Linked DNA regions of Mus musculus: region 1 is linked to region 2. A link is a loop called in an ENCODE intact Hi-C map of the cell type or tissue named here. Cell type or tissue: gastrocnemius. All regions are shown on one strand. Each heading gives the region's core, and the rest is flanking DNA. Links, peaks and the distances in the headings are about the cores only.

What was found. Peaks named below come from ENCODE experiments on the same cell type or tissue, not always from the same donor. Only the 100,000 strongest peaks of a DNase experiment are listed, where the experiment ranks them.
Region 1: a loop joins it to region 2, with 4 times the contacts of the local background. A loop is called at or near these places in 9 of 42 quality-filtered maps.

What each region holds. Positions count from the first base shown.
Region 1 is chr14:32,191,284-32,194,202 of GRCm38, forward strand. It overlaps Timm23 (translocase of inner mitochondrial membrane 23), which reads right to left. Exons shown (of 7, transcript NM_016897.3): 3 at 2,571-2,664; 4 at 2,120-2,204; 5 at 59-117. It overlaps LOC115488402 (a small nucleolar RNA gene), which reads right to left and starts at 767; the gene lies at 571-767. In gastrocnemius, for the core only: a CTCF peak has its summit at 1,349 (motif pointing left); a DNase peak (open chromatin) is centred at 1,341; H3K27ac peaks cover 919 bases.
Region 2 is chr14:32,120,481-32,123,399 of GRCm38, forward strand. No RefSeq gene overlaps it. Among named protein-coding and RNA genes, the nearest start is that of Msmb, 20 kb to the right of the region's middle. In gastrocnemius, for the core only: a CTCF peak has its summit at 1,659 (motif pointing right); a DNase peak (open chromatin) is centred at 1,649.

The sequences.
Region 1 (2,919 bases), core at 136-2,635, 71 kb after region 2:
GGGCTACACGAGGCATTGTCTCAACACAAAAGATTAATCGAACAAGATTTATACTTACCCAGGGAGCCTAGAGTATTAGCCCAAAGTGCTCCTTGCCTAGTCACCATATTCAAAATCCTACCAGGGAAGAATGAGAGAGAGAGAAAAATGTATTTAGGGTCACTGCTTCTCTAGTAATCTTATAAGCCATAGCTATAGCTATTTAAAATATATAGGCCCACGCCTAAATGATTTTTGGAACTTCAAGGTACACCTTAATACCACCCCAGATTTTAATAAATAAGGTTGTTACTTTATATAAGTGAGGTTTATGATAGTAAAGGCACAAAATTATTTAGGACAGATTAAATACAAAGGCTTTAAACAGCAGCCTGAAATGTATTTACAAACTGATGATCTGTGTTAAAACAATGTCACTGTACCTGTGACAGAGTGGTTTGACATTCTTTGGGAAAGGGAATACATTTCAGAATACTAAGTAGGGCCAATGGAAAGGACATGGGTGTTAGAGTGCAAAGCAGAACTGAAGAGAAAGGAAGAGCTGCCTTTACTAGAGCACACGGAGAAAGCACTGTCTGCTCCCATACTAGAACTAAGCAGTCAAAGCGAATGCTTAGCACACTCTCAAGGAAGCAAAGTTTGGTCTTACACCAGAGTCACAGCCCACCAGAACGGTGACCCAGCAACCAGGTGAAGAGCACACATTACTCTCCCAGCAGTGTAACACCATCACAGGAATGTGTCTGGGATGGCTGACTACTACTGGGTAACACACTAAGAACTTGGTAGAGCTCTCTGGGGACGGTCTGTCGGCACACTTCACTTCCGTTTGTGAGCCTTTATCTACTGCTCACATTTTATCACCTGCCACTTTCCCACAACTCTGCAAGGCAGAAAGTAGACAAAGTTTTTACTCAAGATCACAAAATATTAAGTGGTTAAACTACAATTCTCGAGTTAAACACAACATGTTTGGCTATAAATTCTACCCCTTTCCAATTATTAAATGCTGCTTCTCAATATGGGAAGATGAGAAGATTATGTTGCTATTGTTTTCAAAAATGGAATATAGCATTTTGTTTAAGAGACTTCCCACTTCTAAATTCATTATAAATATTGGTTGGGGATTTGTTTCAAAATGATACAATAGAAGAAACTGGGTGACTGGCCAAGGCTGAGGGTTGTTGTAGAAGAATTAGGGTTCACAGGTATTTATTACAGTATTTTAGCTTCTCATACTACAAAATCTGCATTGTCAACAAAGGAGTTCATGCAGTAACAGCAACAGAAAAACCTGGCAAGCCTCTAAGGTTTCCTAAGGCCAACTCCAGCACGCCTGCTGCCACCTTCTGGCAGGACGATACATTCACAATTCAGAGATTAAGAATGCTTCTGGGCAGATGGCTCACTGGGTAAGTGGGATAGCTCCTGAGAAAGGACACTTTAGGCTGACCTTTGGCCTTCATATGCACCCGCTCATGTGGACATCTGCACACTTGCACATACATATATAATAATGATCTTGGAATTGTAGAAATTCCAGTTAAGGGGCTGGTGAGATGGCTCAGTGGTTAAGAGCACCAACTGCTCTTCAAAGGTCCCGAGTTCAACCACATGCAACCACATAGTAGCTCACAAAATCTGATACCCTTTTCTAGAATGACTGAAGACAGCTACAGTGCACTTACATATAATAAATAAATAAATCTTTAAAAAAAGAAATTCTAGTTGAGTGTTTCTGCCCCTCCCCATTTAAGCATGTCAGCAAGAAGCTAATAGATCTAGCTTCTATCATCAAGTTCTGAGTCCTACAGGCCCAAGAACAATCAAAAATCCCTATTAGTAACTCAACAATTTAAAAATATAAATTTGCCATATAAATTTGGAGAGCACATGTAAACCAAAAAAATCAGATTGGGGTTGTACCAGTTAAATGAAGACACTAACCAAAATCTACACCCCTGCAAAGCTAGGACACAGTAACTTGGTTCCTTATGCTTTGAAACCAAAACCATATATTAAAAGAGAGAGAGGTGGTGGTGGGGGTTGTTAATTATCTAAGCACTTTATTAACACCAGACCCCAAAGCAGTGGTTACTATGCAAGCATCTAGACTTACTGTACATTTCTTGGTTTGGACCAGGCCATGCTCTGGGTTTCCTTCAATCCTAAACGAAGACCGTTCATTGCCCCGAATGCGGCCCCTGGTGGCAAATCATAACAATTAAAAAAAAAAAAAAAGCTTTTTATTAAAAATAATTCTGGTTGCTTTTTTATATAATGAGAAATGCAATACAAGCTTTAAAAACGAAAAGAATATCCTAGTTACTTTTCACTTTAAGCACCATTAACGACTTGGATTTAAGGACATTACAAATAAAAATATTGGGGCTGGAGAGATGGCTCAGCGGTTAGATGGCTCCTTCAGAGGTTGTGCTTTCAATTCCCACAACCACATGGTGGCTCACAACCATCTGTAATGGGATCTGATGCCCTCTTATGGTGGGTTGAAAGACAGCGACAGTGTTCTCATACATAAAATAAAATAAATCTAAAAATAAAAATTGTACCTGTCATGCAACATCCTCCAATGGTAAAGAAAGCTAGTTCAAATCTGCCTCGGGTTTTATTAGCTCCAGTTGGCAAAATAAATTCATCAGTATCCTAAGGGTCAAAAAGGAAAACCAAGATGAGTGCTCCCTGAAGACCCAGGCAGCTGTATTTTTTTCCTATTTTTCTCTTTTAGTTTTGAGACAGTATCTCATTATTTAGTCTAGGCTGGTCTGGAACTCACAATTATCCTGCCTCAGTTTCCCAAGTACTTGGATTACAGGTCAAATTTTCAAAGTAGTTTGGAAATAAGTAAACAACCAAATTAATACAAACTCAGATATCAAATTCAAGCAAAAGTAAAATTGT
Region 2 (2,919 bases), core at 255-2,754:
CTTGGGTACGCGGCTGTCCCGGGACTTAAGTGTCTGAGGGAGGGTCTCCCTTCGGGGGTCTTTCAATATAATAAATAAATAAATCTAAAATAATTAAAAAATTAAAAAAAATAGAGAAGCTGACCTAAGTTTAAACTCAAGTAAACTTAACAGGCTGGTACCTAGCATTAGTTTCCAAGTTACCCCCCCCCCCCCAATAAAATCCAAGCCTAGCTCCACTTTCTACGCTAACCCCAAGACCCCATGTCTCCAGGTTCACCTCCCCCAACAAATCCAGAGTTTCCAGATTATTCCCCCAACAAGGCCTGTGTCTAAGTCCAATTTCCAGGTCCCCCCCCCAAACAAATCTGTACCCCCAGGTTACAAACCTGCCACTGCCTAACCACCAGTGCAGAGGGAAGCAGAAGTTAAATTTGACTCCCAGTGCTAAAGTGGTGCTCCAATTAGATGCTTGCCAGGCTGGAAACACTTTCTATAAAACTTTGCCCCATACGTGTTGGGGGCTCCATGAAAACTGCCCTGCAGGTCGAATTACGGATACCAGAGAGACTTCAGTATTGAGTACAGACAGTTTGCCTCTGCATTCCCTGCCCCCTGCCCACCAGAAGCTCCCATCCTCCCTCCAGTCCACGGCAAGCATGATATGCAGACAGTTGATTTCTGTGCTGCAGCCTCCTGCAGCAAGCCCAGGGCTCCCTCCCCCTTCACTGGCGTTAGAATGACACTACCCATAAAACTCCTTCTTAATGAAGACATTCTGAGGAGACAGCTTGAGACATCCTCCCTGCCTTTGTGTCTCCCAAAACCAACCTTCCTTCTGATAAGCAGCAAAAGTCTCCAGGTGCCTGTTCCTGAGACCTTAGAGAAATAACAAGCTCAAGGGAGATCAGAGGTCCAGTCACAGAGAGTTACAACTGGCCATAAAATTAGCCTCCAAACAGACACCCACTAACCCCCCACTCCCACTTCAGTACCATTCCACCAAATGATTACAGCCCTCTACTCCCCTTTTTCTGTGGACATCCATGGGATTCCTGCTGACTATACTGTATATAAACCCAGTGTTTTCTGGACTCAGGGTTGCTTGCTAGCATTCACGTGGTGAGTGCGAGGCAGGCGATCTGAGTTTGAACTTGAAACAATAAAAGACTCTTTTGCGAGTTGCAGCAGACTTGGCAATTCTTGGGCTCATCTAGGTTTCCTGTGGACTCAGGGCACAGCACAAGCTCAGTGAATAAATGTCCATATGCAATTGCATCAGCTTGGCTCCTGACTCGTCTTTCAGGGTTCACAAAGGTTGCATGCCACAACAATGCAATATACGTTCTCTTACATTTTCCAACAAGTGTTTTGTGTATGAATGATAAAAGTGAATAAAATTGACCCCTTGATATTGGGTGTGAGGGGCTCACTTGTAACTTATGTTTTCAAAATGTGTCATTTTCATCTAGCTTAATTTGACTTATCTAGGTGAGTGAAGAACCCAGACAGAGGGTGGGGACCACTGCATGCTTAGAGGCTTGTAGAGCCCTGCAGAGGCTTTTCCCTGGGTGTGAGCAGAAACCCCAGACTGCCAGAATGGCAATGAGGCTGGACTCAGGACTCTGCCCAGGAGGTGTGTGGCCCCTGTCAATACAAGGTCTCCACTAGGTGGCAGACTCACTATGGACGCCTCAGGAATGACACCGTGCTTGTCACCTTAGGTCCTCAAATACTAAATGATGTCATAAACTTCAATAACAAAATGAGCCTTCAAAACTCCAGGTGGGGCTGGGTTTGGAATCAGATTCAGTCTCAACTTGGAAGCCTGTGACTGTAGAATATATATTTAACCTTGTCCGACCTCAGGAGTGTTTGTTTGTTTGTGTGTGTGTTTGTTTAATTTTATGAGCCAGGTATCAGCACCTAAAGAAGGCTTTAGTCCCAGCACTAGTGAAGTAGAAGTAAGTAGATCTTTACAAGTTCAAGGCCAGCCTGGTGTAAATACTGAGTTCTGAGTCTGTCAAAGCTATAGTGAGACCCTGCCTCAAAGACAAAACAAACAATAACTCTGCGTGCGTGCGTGCGTGCGTGCGTGCGTGCGTGCGTGCGTGTGTGTGTGTGCCTGAGGGTGTCAAATCCCTTAGAACTGGAGTTACAGACAATTGTGACTCCTTGTGGGAACAAAGAATTTAACATGGATCCTCTGGGAAAGCAGGCAGCGCTCCGAATCACCAAGCTATCTCTCCAGCCCTGGTTCCTGTCACCTTTTAAGGTGATAATACCCAGATCAAAGGGTTTTGAGAATTAAATAAGAGAATACATTAAAAAGCAAGAGGTCCAGCCGGGCGTGGTGGTGCACGCCTTTAATCCCAGCACTCGGGAGGCAGAGGCAGGCAGATTTCTGAGTTTGAGGCCAGCCTGGTCTACAAAGTGAGTTCCAGGACAGCCAGGGCTACACAGAGAAACCCTGTCTCAAAAAAAAAAAAAAAAAAAAAAAAAAAAAAAAAAAGCCAAAGGTCCTGCAAGACAACTCAGCCTATAAAAGCTCTTGCCACCAATTCTGAATTTGATTGATCTCAAGGATCCACAAGGTAGCAGGAGAGAATCAACTTCGGCAAATTGTCTTCTGACCTCCACGTGTAAATGCCATGCAATCAATTTGCTAATCAATAAATGTAAAAAGTTTAATTTTTTTTTCATTTGTTGAGACAGGGTTTCTGTGTGTAGCCCTGGCTGTCCTGGAACTCACTCTGTAGCCCAGGCTGACCTTGAATTCAGAAACTGCCTGCCTCTGCCTCCCTAGTGCTGGGATTAAAGGCGTGCGCCACCACTGCACAGCTAAAAATTTTTTCATTTATGTGTTTGTATCTGTGTGAGTATATGCTACATGTATTCAGGTACTTCCTGAGGGCAGAAGAGGGCATTAGGTCCCCCGAA